Regions from separate parts of the Mus musculus genome. Here region 2 is linked to region 1. Evidence: chromatin loops called from intact Hi-C (ENCODE). Cell type or tissue: heart. All regions are shown on one strand.

Evidence for each region. Peaks named below come from ENCODE experiments on the same cell type or tissue, not always from the same donor. Only the 100,000 strongest peaks of a DNase experiment are listed, where the experiment ranks them.
Region 2: a loop joins it to region 1, with 3 times the contacts of the local background. A loop is called at or near these places in 13 of 42 quality-filtered maps.

Annotation. Positions count from the first base shown.
Region 1 is chr2:29,616,377-29,624,376 of GRCm38, reverse strand. It overlaps Rapgef1 (Rap guanine nucleotide exchange factor (GEF) 1), which reads right to left and starts at 4,657. Exons shown (of 26, transcript NM_001039087.1): 1 at 4,314-4,657. The coding sequence starts at 4,374. In heart, a CTCF peak has its summit at 4,739 (motif pointing left); DNase peaks (open chromatin) are centred at 26, 3,716, 4,276, 4,716 and 3 weaker places; H3K4me3 peaks cover 2,245 bases; H3K27ac peaks cover 3,151 bases.
Region 2 is chr2:29,683,128-29,691,127 of GRCm38, reverse strand. Rapgef1 (Rap guanine nucleotide exchange factor (GEF) 1) reads right to left here. Exons shown (of 26, transcript NM_001039087.1): 4 at 4,845-5,023; 5 at 1,865-2,021. Among named protein-coding and RNA genes, the nearest start is that of Gm13420, 65 kb to the left of the region's middle. In heart, no CTCF peak of the experiment used is centred here; no DNase peak of the experiment used is centred here; H3K27ac peaks cover 423 bases.

The sequences.
Region 1 (8,000 bases):
AGGGGTGTCTACAGACAGCCCTGTTTTGCTGTTACTGCTGGCCTACTGCCTTGGGAAGCCCATGTTCCAGAGGGCTCCTAGAACATGGGACATGACAGGGTGTCTGCCAGTGAGGTACACAGGAAACGTTGACTAGGCAGGCCAGTGAAGAAGCATGGAGCTTCAGAATTTGTGTCAATAACCCCAAAGCACTGAAACCACAGAGACTCCTAACTTATGGGAAAGGGAAGTAGAAGCTGATTGGTTAAGAAAGGTCAGTACCCAGTGACTGCCCATTAAGAAAGTGCACAGGCCCGACTTTCAGTATCTGCTCTGAGAAGATACATAGTAACAAGTTCCACTGTAAATTCCCTTTCTGTCTGTAACAAGCCTACCTGTGAGCATTTGAAAAGCACAGCACATGGACTTTGAGACCCATGTTTATTCTGTCAGTGGGTGTGTTGAGGGAGCTAGTGGCCATCCCACTAGTCCCAGCAAACCTCCCTGCAGCCCCTGGGTGACAGCACTGGCCAGATAGTTTGGTACGTGATGAAGTTTATAAGCTGGGTCAGAGAGGGAGGAAAGGGATTAGAACACCACAGGACCTTTCAATTCCTGGAGGCCCCACTGTCCCAGGAACAAGGTGGTTGGTGACTGAAGGAATGAAGCAGAGTGGAGTGGGGCAGGCAGGGGTAGGGCTGAGTGGAGCTACAGGGATTCCCTCCACCAGCGCAGAGACCCTGAAAGCCACTCCCCCAAGGAAACTCCCTGCCCCTCAGCACGATCCTTGAAATCTCCATTTGTTGCAGTAGGAGTTTACAGTCACCACTAACACCCTGACTCCAATCCTCTAGTCTCCTCAGCCTGACACACGGGACACGGGACAGTGCAGCCTTCATGGCAGGTCCCAATCCCCAGAGCTACACACAGCACATGGCAGAGCAGGTGCTCCATCCGTGCCAGATGAAGGAATTGAGGAACCAATCAATGAAGGAATGGGGCAAGAGTCAAAGTACAGGTCACAGCAAACAGCTGAGAATCATCTCTGTGAGTCAAGCTGAAAAATGTCAACGGTCCATGTGGACAAGGGGACTCGGTGATGTGTCCAGCAGGGAAAAGGGCAGGGACCCAGGGCAGGCAGCTCCCACCCAGCTCCACATGAAGGTACACACAGGAGTGAGGTCTGGGTTACAAGAGTCTCAGTCTTGGGAGAACCGGAAATGTGTGGTTTTGAGCTATCTCCTGGTTTTTAAGTACTGACCGACAGCTCTTCTCTTTCTTGGGAACGCACATGGCCCAGTGGGCTAGAGTCAGCTGATTAGTGCCAGTCTGGCATTAAGGTCCAGAAATGTGGGGGCACCTACTCTCGTCACTCGTGTCTTTGCTGGAAGAGACGAGGGCAAGCAGAAGCACAGCAGCATAGGCCCCAGGGTGCCTCACCTCGCCACATCTCCCAGTGGTCTCCTAGAGAACTCCTTCAGCCCCTGACCACAGTATGCCCTCATCCCAACTTTCCTCCTGATCTAACTGCCAGCCCAGCCACTGTCCTGGTCCTCCTGGGCACTTGGAGAGGAAGAGCACTAATGCTGCCTTCCTCACCTCCACGAAGGCTGACTTCTGATGACTGCCACAGGCAGGGCTGCAGGATGACTGAGTGACAGGTCCAGAGGCTCCTCCTCAGAGGTGTAAGTGAAAGTGATCAGGGAAGGCAAACTGACTAGAAGGACCAGGATAGGGGTGTAAGATTTCTGCTCACTCAAAATCCTTAGACTCCCACCCCACCCCCAAACCCCGAGAAGAAAACTCAGTAGTCTGTTTTCTGAGGGTGAGAGAACACAGGCACATTTTGGAAACACTTCTGTTGCTTTGAAGCACAGGAAACAGCAGCAACTGTTATTGGGTGTGGGCTCCTCTGTAATACCTAGAGACTTGTCACCTGGCTGAATAAAGAAAGGTGTCCCTCCAGGCACACCATCGCTCATGCGTGACAGCAGGTCCACTTCACAACCAAACAGAACATGTGGCGGACTGCACATCAAGTTCACCTAGGATGATGCACAGAAGCTTCAAGAAGGTAAGCCCTCACGGCAAGCATACCCTAATCTTCCGCCATCTCATCTGTGATCCCCAGCTATGGCTGCCAGAGAACTCTCTCACTACTAGCTGCTTCTCCCCAAACACACCTTCCTCCCAGCCTTTCTGCAGCCGTCTCCTGCCAATTCTCCTTCATAAGAAAGCCTTGCAGAGACTTGAAGTGCCAGGGTGGGGTGATACCCTGGGAGGTGGGGTTACCTGCTCAGAGAAGGGATGGGAAAGGGATTGTGTGAAGGGGTGACCTGGGGGGGGGGATGTAAAAAAAATTAATTTAAAAAAAAAGAGAAAGCCTTTCTTTTCCTGGCCTAGTGAACAGTGCACTGCAGGACCTTCCACAGCTGGGTTTAGAATATTCGTGGGGCCTGGCAGTATAGATACCACTACCAGCCCCCAGACAAGCTCTTCTAAAGAGGGCACTGCGACAGTCCCTAGCAGAGGATAGTGGCCTGGGAAGGCACAGGCATGACCTCTACTGAAAAGGCCTGGGGTTGAGACTGAGTAGACAGCTCTGTCATTCTGAGCTGTGGAAAGAAGCCCGTGAGATGACACACAGCACATGCCAGCCCCTCTACTTCCAGGACTTCCAAATTCTTCATAATGACACATGCTGTTCTGATAAAGAAAACTCAGCTAACACTATTTAAAATGTATTTTAGATGTATTTATTTCATTTTACAACCAATAAATCTTTGCCTGTCTATGTGTCTGTGCACCACCACATGTGAGTCTGGTGCCCATGGAGGTCAGAAGAGGACATCAGACCCCCTGAAACTGGAGTTAAAGATGGTTGTGAGCCGGCACGCGGTTGCCAGAAACCAAACCAGGCTGCTCAGGAGCAACAAGTGCTCCTGACTGGTGAGCCGTCTCTCCAGCGCATCAATGCTATTTTTAAATAAATCATCCAAGTTTCCCAACAGTGCCATTCGGATGAGACACTATCAGGAGTTCCTAAGCAGGGCTGCACAGATGGGTCAGGGATATTTCCAGAGCAGCACGTATTCAGGAAAGCGACTCATAGTCACTAGACAAGGCCCCGGGGCAAGAGGACAAGGAGACAAACACCCCAGAAACAGCATCTGAAAAGGAACAGTCCAGCCACGGGAATGCTATCCTACTTCTTGTCAGAAGACAGATGTCAATACCCTACCTATGCCCCTTGCTGGGTGGGCTACAAACATTCACTGAACCTCTCTGGGTCCTGAAAACAGAGACCATACTTTGGCAGGCAATCTTCAAGTACGTTTAATAAACAACACAACCCAGAGACCAAACACAGAATGAAGACACATAGCTCAAAAGAGAATACCAAAACGTTTGTCCCTGTGTTTAAACCAGGGCTGCAAAAGTTACATTCATTGCTGGTTGGTCCCCTGCTAATATACATCCAAATATCCTCAAGTCCACCTATGAAATGGCAGCTTCCAAAAATTAGTGCGGCCGAACACCTTTTCAGGTTCTTACAAGTCTGCCTTCTCTACTAAGTTTCCAGGATAACTGGGTATCCCCACTGTGACAACCCCCAACCCAGGCCCTGGACCACTCACTGCCTACCTTACCTACCAGCCAAGAACCCGCCCTCCCGTAAAAGGAGTCCCTGCTTGACGGCTAATTAAGCTCTGGGCCCCATATGCACAACAGTAATTGACTCTCGGGAGTATCTAACTCCCAGAATATGCAAGCCGGGGGGCGGGGGAAAAACTGGGAGGCGACTCCCCAAGATTTCCAGGAACACACAAAGAGATGAGGTTTGCACCAAGATCGCATCCACCTTATTCCCCCATCCCCAATGACTCTCCACTTGCCCTGCTTGCAGAGCAAGGCAGAAATATTAGAGGACAACTTGGCTGCTCCCTGAAACATCGCTCCAACACACCCTAGCCTGCTGTCCTTTGAAGCCACCGAAGTGGACACTTGTGGTTAAACTCGAGGCTCATTAGGAGTGACACATTTTATAACTGGGCTGCCGATCACCTCTGGAGCGCGCCTGCTCTTCTGCATGCGGTCGGGGCCAGGCCTCCTAAGGGTCCCGGGCTCCAGCCATTGTGGGATGTTCCAGGGAACAAGGCTACAGGGACCTCCACTCGCTCCCCCAGAATCCTGCTAGCATCACAGGCCCCCCGCCGCCGGGCAGGCCCGGTTCAAAGATGGCCCTCGCGGCGTCGCTGCCAGGCTGGGGCCCGGACTGGGGGTCTAGCGCACGAGGCCAGGAGGCGCGCCGCCCGCCCGCCCGCCCGCCTCACCTGCTTTCTCGATCTTGCCGGACATTTCCGGGCTGCGCCGGAGGCCGAGGCCGCTGCTCATCAGGGCCCGGCCCGGCCGCTGCGGGATAAGAGGCCGGCGCGCCCGCCGCTCTACTGGACCGGTGCTCGCCGCGCCTCACACTCGCGCCGTCATGGCGGGCTCCGCGCGGCCGCGGCTCGTGCGCTCGCCGCCCGCGCTCCAGCCCGCACCGGGCCTGCCACTCCGCCGCTCCACCTCCCGCGCAGCCGCCGCTCCGGGGCCGCGAGCCGCCGGCCGCAGCGCCGCGCCGCCGCCCGCCCGCCGGCCTGGGCCCCGCGGCCACGGCGCCACCTGCCGGAAGCCCACCGCGCCGCTCGCGCCACAGCGCCCCCTGATGGCCCGGAGCCGAACTAAGCCTGGCGCGAGGCGCAGCGCCCTCTACCGGCTTGGAGTCCTCCGCGCCACAGCTCGGTATAGACCCCACCCCTTTCCTCAGACACAGAGAAAGAGATCAAACCTATGACTGACAGCTCCAATTCAGGACTTCCGCATGCCCTCCCATCAAAGATCAGAGCCTCCGGTAACCCAGAGTTTTCCATCTCAAGTTGTGGGCTAGCTTTCCGTGTCTGTTACCCAAGTTCAGCATCCTCCTCAGGCCCAAAGCTCCTCTAATTGATCCTAAACTAGACTCAACAACACTGAAAACACAAGAAGCCTGCTCAACAACGTTTGGGACTGCCACCCACCTTCACCCCGTCATCCCCCATACACACTATGTGAGTCTCAAGGGCCAGTGAAAGGCAGAACCTTTAGCCAGATGTGGGCCCCGATCCTCCAAGCCAAGGCTGAGGCCCAGACCTGGAGTGACACAGAAGATCTGGTTTGCTTTGCTCACGAAACCCTCCAATGGGAACATCCAGCTTAAAGAGCAGTCTTTTCTAGTATGCAAATGAGTTCGTTTACAGTTCATTTTAGGCATTCAAAGAACCTTTGCTATGTATGATGTCATATCCTACCATGACTAACCCAGTGGATTCTTCCCTTCAAACAAGCTCATGAATAGGTTGGAGAGTCAAATCATATCATTAAGTATTAGTGAGCAATACGTTTTAGCAAGACAAGAGATACAGGGAAGGGCGCTCCCTGCTCACTGTTTTTAGCTAAGATGGAATTCACATCAGCAGCGAGTGTGCAAGCACATGTGTGCGCGCACAGAGAGAGAGAGAGAGAGAGAGAGAGAAAGTGAGTGCTAGGCTAGGGACCATCCAAGATAGCTCAGCAAGTAAATGCAACTGCTGCCGAACTTGACTAGACCTACACGGCTGAGGGAGAACCAATTTCTGCAGAGTGTTCTCTGACTTGCACACACACATATACACACACACAGAGACACACTATGTAACTTAAGAACACTTAGAAGTCTGCTTTGCCTCTAGATATGTAAGCTAGTGGTAGGGCAAACCTTGAGAGATGTGCAGGGAGAAGTTCAGGGTGACGGATGCCACCAAAGATTTCTATTTCCATCTCCCTATACTCTACAGTCCCCTGATTCTGTGACTGAGGGCTGCCTACAATCGGCAGCCAAATTTCCAGAGCCATGGGTCCGAACCCTCTAGGGGTCAAAGGCCAAGCCAAAGATTGACAAATTCATTTCCCTTTTCAAGTTGACAAATGGCTGCTCAGGGCCAGAATGGCTCTGCTCTGCTCTGGTGGAAGCTGCATCAGCAAGGCAAAATTGGCGAATCGCTCAAGGCCCGCCCTCCAGCTCTCCCTGGGTGCTTAGCCTTCCAGACTTCTGAGCTCAGAGCGTCAATATTTCATGCCCCAAATTCTGAAGTGAGGAATGGAACAATAAATGTAGGCGCAGTCAGGTTTGAGGTTCCTAAGAACAAGATCAAATCCATGTGATAAATTGCTGCATATCAGATAGCGAGGAATTTGCAAAAAGTATCGATGCCAAGCAGACTCGTAGAACTTGCTTCCTAAGGTTCCAAGGTGCTCATAGCCATAGTAGCACACACTCGGGATTAAGAGCCAGCTAATCGAGGGTGAAAGCCTCCCTTTTCCTTGCCTTAACTTAGCTTGTCCTCCTAGGCCACTCCAGCTGCTAGAATGTTCTTGCCCCTCCTCTCCACGGACACGCCACCATCTTTCGGGTTTCTTTGTTATTCACCCTTAGAACCCTTCCCTGAGGCCCCACAGTACCAGCTTCCTCCTGGTTATCAACCAGGTGCTGGCTTTCGTGGTCAGAAACTCAGACAGGAGCTGGGTGCGCACACCTTTAATCCCAGCACATGGGAGGCAGAGGCAGGCTGATTTCTGAGTTCAAGACCAGTCTGGTCTACAGAGTGAGTTCCAGGACAGCCAGAGAAGAAAGAAAGAAAGAAAGAAAGAAAGAAAGAAAGAAAGAAAGAAAGAAAGAAAGAAAGAAAGAAAGAGAGAAAGAGAAAAAAAGAAAGAAAGAAACTCAGGACCCAGTCAGATCCAACTGCAGATAACCAAGATACAAGTGATGGCCACATGCTCTGGGCTCAGGCCACCTCTCTACACACTGTCAAAAGCAATCAATGTGTTGTCAGTTCCCAGGGTCCATGTCTAGGGCTCACAACTGTCTATCACACCAGCTCCTGAGGCTCCGAGCTTTCTAATGCACACACAGGTGTGCACTCAATAAACAAAATTTTAAGATACTTTTTTAAAAGCAAAAAAAAAAAAAAAAAAAAAAAAAAAACCAAAAAAAAAAAAAAAAAAAACCCCAACCAACCAACCATCAAACAAAAAAACCAATCTGACATGAGGGGCTGAGGGCTCAGTTGCTAAAGTGTTTGTCATGCAAGCATGAACACCTGAGTTCAAATCTCTGGCACCCGCCAAAAGCTGGGCACAGCAGTACACTCCTGTAATCCTAGTTCTGGAGAGGTTTGGAAGAGGGTCCTGGAGAGTCACTGACCAACCAGGCTAGCCAAGAAATGAGATCCAGTTTCAATAAGAGACCCTGTCTCAGAAGTGTAACTTTAATGTTTTCAATCCTTATTTTTAATGATGGCTCTTAAACGCTTTAACCTCCCTTCTAGCCCACCACCCACCAGAGGTAGTGGAAAAGAAAGGATGCAGGGAAGTGGACCTGTATAGAAAGGTTCTTTGGAACAAATCCCATCTGTGTTGTCTGGAAATCGGCAGTTCAGTTCACAGGTCAGCAGGCAGTGGCTGCTCCATCCACTCAGTTCAGTAGAGTTGGGATAACAAGCACGAATCGGCAGCAGTAGCACTACCTAGCAGAGACAGCCATGCCTCAGCCTCAGCTGGAGTCAGCAGGAGGGACCAGGAGGGATGCCAGGAGAAGTTGCACAGCTAGCTCTACAAGCCAAGCACTGTCAAGTTATTTTTTTTTTTACTTTGATTTTTTTTAATTAGGTGTTTTCTTCATTTACATTTCAAATGCTATCCCAAAAGTCCCCCATACCCTCCCCCACTCACTTCCCTACCCACCCACTCCCACTTCTTGGCCCTGGCGTTCCCCTGTACTGAGGCATATAAAGTTTGCAAGACCAAGGGGCCTCTCTTCCCAATGATGGCCAACTAGGCCATCTTCAGCTACATATGCAGCTAGAGACATGAGCTCCGGGGGTACTGGTTAGTTCATGTTGTTGTCCCACCTATAGGGTTGCAGACCCCTTCAGCTCCTTGGGTACTTTCTCTAGCTCCTC
Region 2 (8,000 bases), 67 kb before region 1:
CTAGTGTGCTTGTGCATGTGTCTGCTCACCTGCATGGTCATGTGTGTGTAGGGCAGGGGACAACTTTTCAGAGTGTGTTTTCTCCAAGGCACAGTCTCTGTTATTTCTCCTCAGGACTCTCCTGGCTCTGCCTTCCACATTGCTGAGCCTTCTCCTTACCCTGTTCTGCCTAAACTATTTTTAAAAAAAACACCTGTGAAGAAGTTATTTGCTCTCAGGTGCTGGCATGTTCAACTTCTACAGGCTGTACGTGTGTGCTCCCATCCCAGGGTCACATTGAGAAATCATCAATTTTTCATTCAAGCCTTCCTTCTGCCAACCAGTGCAGCCCTGCCTTCAGGAGTCCATAAGGAACATGGGGGCTCTGGAGTCCTGAGGCTTCTGTGGAAACCTGACCTCTTGTTTCAGCTGTTTTAACTTATAATATTTCATCAAGATCAATTTGATAGAAGAAACACTAACAATCTGGTCTGGAAAATAATTTTGATTTCCAGAAGTCGGTACAAGAGCAGCAAGAGTGGGAGAGTCAGAACTTGGCCAGAAAACCTGGGAAGGTCCTGTCTCACATTGCCCAGCTAGAGAAGCTGCAGGAAGAACTGAGGGGATAAACTGCACCCCAAATTCTACAGAGATTGCAGCCTCTTAACACTGATGGTATAAAGTCTGATGGCTCTGTGAGAAGACAGCATGGGAGCAGTGTTGCCACATCTCCTCCTCACAGTGAACCCAAAGCTCTCTGGAGACACAGCAGCACACAGCCTCTACTTTAAAGGTGCTGGGGCTTTCGCTAACAGCCCATTTGGGAGTGATTTCTCTCACCAAGCAATGCCTCCTTGGCCTTCTCTCTGTAATTAAAACCCTAAAAGCTCTGTTTTTAAGAGCTTCTAAAAAACACTACACCAAGAGGCATGTTTCAGGAACTTCATAGATTGGCTGAGAATGGAAGTTTTTCTGACCTAGGCTGACAAGTGTGGTTATAATTTTGGATTGAGGGTAAATAAAAGGGACACAGCTTTTCCAAGCCGCATCTATCAAGCATGCATTTAGCACCACATAATACTGAACAGCCATGAATGCCTTTGGGCTACGTGTATTCAGCATTGCTCTAAAGCATCCTGCACTAAGTCTGCAATGCTGCCATGCAGGGCCCTGCTGTTACCCGTGCTTCTGAGCATGTGCATGGGCATCATCAAGATGAACCAAGGTAGTAACTGTCTGAGCCCACAGACTACTTAGTGATGAATTGGGATTTAAAGCATTCCACCAGCCTAATAAGGGCTCTTAGAACAGTGCCTCCTGCTGCTGCCACTGCAAGGCCCTTGTCATCTCTCGGGCCCCCACTCAGCTTTGCTTCTCCCCTACTGGAACTGACACTCTTAGTTAGCCTGCTTCTGGGCCCCACTCCAGGCCCTTTGTAGTCTTTGCTTCCCCCTCCAACTGTGGCTCCTTATCTTCTCTGAGGCTTTCTGCAATGGCCTGGATAGTAAACACATTGACCACATCACAGAGATCAAGCACACTTAGCTTCAGCAACTCCACCGTGCTTTCTACCAGGAGTCCTACATGTTTGCAGACCATGCAAAGGAGATGGGTGATAGACTGGGGCTCTTGCTAAACCATCTCCATTGCATTAAGCTGGCACATGTTCTCTGCCATACCTGGGACATATGGCCCATAGAGGACTTAATGCCAGATGCATGAAGGGCTGGTGGTCTCTAGAGTGAAGTAGTGACTGGACAGAACTAGAGCTGGCCCATATCACAGCTTTTGGAAGACAGTCACCCTGTGTATGGTCTAAAATCAAGTTTTAAGCTTCTGTCGGCTGGCTGCCTGATCTGGGCTGCCTGGGACCTGCACTTCTTACCTTCACTCCGTCCAGGACAGCTTTGATAACGCCCTTCACAGTTGTCACCATCTCCTTATCTTCTGAGTTCACGCCCTCTAGCATCACCTGGTCAGACCATCGGATAAGGTTGGCGAGGCTCTGGTATACTCGGCTATAACAGGAGGAGAGGGCTGAGCTATGGAAGGAAAGTTTTAAAAGAACATTAATGAGCAACCTGAATCATGACCCTCCCATCACTGCTCCCAGAACACTGGATTTTGTGTAGATGCTGGGATTTGAACTCAGATCCTCATAATTGCCTAGTGGGTGCTATTATCCATGGAGGCATCTTACCAGTTCCCAGTACATACATACATACATACATACATACTATACATACACACACACACACACACACTCCCCCTCCCCAAATATATCATAAAAATTCTATCCCAGTAGTTTCTTCAACTGTCACATCCCTCTACACATCCTGGGAACATCTTTCCTCATTTCAGTTGCAAACCATTTGACAGGGGAGAGCTTTATGTATTTCCTGTTTTGAATGAGTTTGACAGTCATTTTGATGGACCAGCATCAACAGGTTTGAGGGGTTTTGGGTGTCAGGCCAGGAAAGCCAGGCACTTGTGAGAGCTGTCTGTGGTTTAATAGACCTTTCTTATCCTTGCTCAGCTTCATCATCCTCATCGAGGCAGCCGTGGCTAGGTAGAGAGGATTTCAAAGACTCACAAGAGGCGAGAGGCCTTGTCATGTGGTGAATGCTCACGAATGTGCACACACAGCAGCTGCCTCCATTCACACCGTGAGGACAACACACAAAATATAAGTCCTTGGTATTTGGGAGAGCCTTAGTACAGTACAATAGCAGTCCAAACCTACAATTCTTATAGAGTCCATAAACTTTTTTATTTTTAAACTAATTAAGGTTTTTAAAGATAGGGTTTCACTATGTGGCCCTGGCTAGCCTGGAAATGACTCTGTAGACCAGATTGGCCTTATAGAAATCTGATTGCCTCTGCCTCCTGAGAGCTGGGGTCATATGTGCCACCATGCCCAGACCCTAAACATGAGTTTTCTTAAGGAATCTAGAAAGAGTTACTGTTCTCACATCAAATTTTGTACACTGTAACAGGAGAGCAAAAACAATCACTCCATCACTATTAGATACTTAGAAAACAAGGGCACAATTTAGAGAGAATAACACAATATTGTGATTCTTTTTTTTTAAAGATTTATTTATTTATTATATGTAACTACACTGTAGCTGTCTTCAGACACTCCAGAAGATGATGTCAGATCTTGTTAGGATGGTTGTGAGCCACCATGTGGTTGCTGGGATTTGAACTCAGGACCTTTGGAAGAGCAGTCGGTGCTCCTAACCGCTAAGCCATCTCTCCAGCCCAATATTGTAATTTTTGACTGAAGTGGGTTCTAACAGCAAAGGTCTTTAGATGTTTTACCAATGACACTTATCAAGAGCAACAGCACGGGGAAGGAGCTAAGTTTTCTGCCAGTCACAGCTGCACTCTGCACCACCAACAGAGCAGTCATTAAGAAGGAAAGCAAACCCCTCCTGTCCCTGAGAATAAACGGAGCTGGCCAAGAAGCTTGGGGATGGTGTCAAGGCCTCATAGGAATGGGGGGTGGGAGCCGGGCGTGGTGGCTCATGCCTTTAATCCCAGCACTCGGGAGGCAGAGGCAGGTAGATCTCTGAGTTTGAGGCCAGCCTGGTCTACAAAGTGAGTTCCAGGACAGCCAGGGCTATACAGAGAAACCCTGTCTCGGAAAAAAAAAAAAAAAAAAAGACAGTTAGGAATGGGGGGTGGGGCTTCCCCTCCGGAGGGGGCCTGCCCAGTCCTTCAGCCTGTCTGGCAGATAGGTGCCTCTGGGGGAATGCCTGATACTACCCTTAGGTTCTCTTAGTTTTTTGTTCTATTCCCCTGTCAATCTAGCTGCTTCCCCCAGCATCCTCTGGGAAGCAGGACAGGACACTGCAGTTCTCTTGCTGCCTTCTTCAACGTGTACCACACAACCACCACATCATCATGTGTTAGGGAGCTTTTTAACTTTAATTTGATTTTAACTCTTCCCTGGTGGGAGCCATCTCATGAAGACACAGGAATGATAGCATTTAGAGTTAACCACCTAAACATCTGATGGCCTAATGTTGGGTTCTTTTTCTCAAAGGAGACCTGAGCCTGCTTTGGGGTGAACGAAGGGCGAGCCACAGTACAGACAGCAGCACAGTGAGCCAAAGGCCACAATCCCCAGCCAGAGCCAGCAGAAGCTGGGGTGGACGTCCCAGGCAGAACATTTCTTGGGAATAAAGACAGTTTGTTAGATCTCTCAGAAGAAAATTGTGAACTTCACTGCCAAGTTCTGAAAGCCATTCTTAAAAGCTCAGTCTCATGGGGTTAAATGGACACTAAGCTGCCTTGAGAAATCCACACAGAGATGCATCGATTATGAATGGGTATCACAGACAAAACCCCAGACCTGCCAGTCTTTTCAGTAAAGTTCCTGCAAGCTTGGGGATTGCATCGAGCATGGCTTTCCTTGTGATACTTAATAATAAAAGTGGGGCAAGCTAACCTGTAGGAAAATACACACTCTAGCAATCAAAGGCTGCCTGGGAGGTATGGGCCTGGCCCAGGCAAGGATGTCACTCCACCGTTTTATCAGATGGTAATCCCAGCAGCCGTGGGCTTGAATGACAACGGACTGCAGGTCATGGTAAATGATGATGGAGGCTCTGAGAATATGTCCAACCCAATGTCCTCAGTGCCAGTGAGCTGATCACAGGATAAAGCCACAGCTCGGAGGGTGGTGGCATCTGCTAGGAGTTGGCCAGCACACAGGCCTCTGGAGGAGCAACTGCCTCAAAGCTGGGAAGTGGGGGCAAGTGGAGGACTCCTTTCTCCCCACTGTTTCAAATGCCCCAAACCAAGGCGCCTCTAAGCCTCCTGCTCTGCCACAGCTAAGGACCTTCTGGGGGACTCACCTGTGCTGGATCCGAGGGTCAGTCTGCACCAGGGGTAAGATGGCCTCCAGCACCTTGCTGGCTGACCCCGGGAGCATCTCCAGAACCTTCTTATCAATGGCCATTTTGTCCACAATGGTCTTAAAGTAGCGCAAGGCACTGACAACCTCCTTCTCTTTCTCCTCCAGCCAGCACAGGTTCTGAAAGGGAATGCCATGTTTAAGGAATGAGAGAAGATTAAAGGGAGCTATTCTGAAAACAGTGAAATCTATAAACTAGCTCGATACTCCTGCAAATGGAAAACGCTTTGGCAGCAGGGACCAAGCCAGATGGTTTCTCTAAGGATTGTGATCAGGAGACAAAGATTAATAGGAAGAAAGACAGGCTTAGGACTAGAAGGGTCATTTGGAGACTAGGGGATTCCCTTCCCACACTCGGAGATCCTTAAAACCTTCTCCTCTGTTCTGATTGGCTGCCTGAGATAGCACTTCCCATCTCCCACCGTACAGTGAGGTCTCGGTGAGGACACAGGGGAGCAATAGTCAGGCCCCAGGGCACATACATTCTCAGAGGATTTGAGGAACTGGCAGCATCACAGTCCATCCGCCACCTAGATCCTCACATAGACCTATTCAAACTTGTAGGTCCCTGTCCATTAGAGACACGGCTTCCAAGGCCTCCAATGCCAGTGCTGGAAGGAGGAGCTCAGGAAACCAAGCCGACGCTAGTAACTCTGACTACCGGTACTACGGCTACTAACGGCACTCGGTCGCTCGATGCCAAGGAAAGACACCTGAAGGAAAAAGCCAGCACCCAACTTTCCAGAACTCCTCCTAACCCCACTCTTTCCTCCTTGACTGTGGGTAGCCTAGATTCACACCTAGCAGGGAGCAGGGCATGCTGCTCTAGTCTCCTTTCCCCATCTCCCTTCTCCAGTGGCCCAGATCCCAGACACTGACAGTCATCTCGAGTGGATAGTCCCACAAATAGCCCACAGAGGGAGTGAAGAGATATGTGGATAGGCGAGGCCACTACCTGTGGGCTTCCTAAGGTCCAGAGAGTGTCACTAACATCAACTGAGGTCAAGAGACTTAAGCAATAATCTATAAATACATGAATGGCAGAAATATTATAAAAAGTAACTATTCTTTTGAATACTAAATCTTCCCCACCCCCAGATAATGTCAGGGAGTATAATTTTAAAAATTTAAAATCCAATATGGGAGGTTTTTCATAGGAACACCAAAACAAAACAAAACAACCCCAAAACCTCTATATATGTGGATGGAATCAAGTAAACAGAACTTCAGCCAGAGACCTGCCAAAGGCCTGGTATGGCTTCCTGGAGTGTTCTGCAGACCACCAGGACTACTCAGCCTTCCTTGCGCTGTTTTCCCATCTCCATTTGAAACACTCAATTCTTGTCTGTCTCTAAGAGGCTGAGCACTGGTTTCTCTACTGCCTGGATAAGAGTGCTCAGTTTTAACATACCCACAGCGGGGCTAGCCTGAATAATCAGGCCACAGGGGTGGCGCTAGTGACAGCATGAAGAGCAGTCAGGCTACAGGAGGAGGAGGAGGAGGAGAGGAGGAGGGGAGAAAGAAAAAGAGGAGAGGAGGGGGGAAACAGAAGGGGCTGTCTTGACACAACACCACCTGCAGGAAGGCAAGAATGATGATCTTGCTGAGGAACAGGAAGTATTTTAAGAAAACACATCAGACACATAGGCAAGAGTGAACAGGAGCTGGGAACAGTTTAAAGTGCAGGCACTTGGGAGTAGAAGGGCTTTTCCTGCCACAAGAAGAGATCAAATCAGGCACATAAGAGCCAAGCCAGCAGGACTCAGTGAGGGGCTAACTAAGTAGGCAAAGTCAGGTAGCATCTGTACTGTCTCCCAAGTCCCACGCCTTAATGACGGTCTCTTTATTAAAGGTCTGCACTCCCTGAGCCCTTCGGGCTGTAGACTGTAGTTAGCAGTCAGAATCAGTTATACACATAACATGCACAGCACCTGCTTGGCTGGCCTATAAAGTCACCCCAGAATGACTGTCAACCTACAGACCTCTCCTTCTCTAGGGGAACAGCTGCTACCACGTGTCCTCATAAGCTTGGGGACTCTATGAGGTTGTCAATCCTGGGAAGGGTCAAGATCCAAGGCCAAGCTGGACTTGGAAACAGTAGATGCCATTCCTTGTCTGTGGGACAGATGACTGTATCTGCCCTATGTTATTAAGGAAGTCGAAGTGGGTGGCTGAAGCTGGAGCTCACCAAGCACTTGTCTACCCTAGGACAGACACAGGTTCCATCCCCAGCAGCAAAACAAACCCCACCAACCAAAACCAAAAAAACAGTGGAAGAAACATAGAAACAACAACAGAGGAGAAGACTGACTGGGCAAGGCAGGGAGCCACTAATAACTGAAGAGACACTACATCGGGGTCAGAGTGAGAACTCAGAGGAGGATGACAGAGGCTGCAAAAGTCTGCGTGCAGAGGAAAGGGCCAAGTCATAGCTGCCGCTCTGAGTGCTTCAAGCTACCCAGAGCTCTGCACTTGTTTCCATTCAGGTTGTAACCTCCCCACAGAACAGATGCTATTAATTCATAAGTGGAGAAATTGAGGCTGCATGGGGAGTGGGTAGAATAGATAGCCTGCCTATGTAACAAAATTAGAACACAAACCTGGTAGGCTTCATTCCACAGCCTGGACAGTACAGACAAGGCAGATCCAAAGTGCGGGGGAAGCTGGTGTGGTGGGGCATGCTCATAATTGCAGTGTACAAGTCTGAGATCAGCCTAAGCAACATGGTCAGACCTGCTCTCACACAACTGCTTCCAGCAACACAGGAGATAACAAGAGCTTTGGGACTGCCTAGATAACACAGCAAACGATACCCACACCACACGTAAGCATGCACGTGTACACACAGGCACACATGTGTCCTAGAGGGCCCTGTGTTCAAAGCTCTTAATTAATAAATGAGTAAAGGGGATACAGGTGAGGGGAAGCTAACCTGTGCTCCTCTGTCCTGGGACTCTAAGCAATGGGACAGGTATAGAGGAAAAGGAAGGAACACAACATGGCCTCTGTCTTCAGCTACTGCCTCACTTCAGAGCAGCATCAGCTATCCAGTGTGACCTTTAGAATCCCTACTCTATGGGCAGCCCTGGCCTTTTTG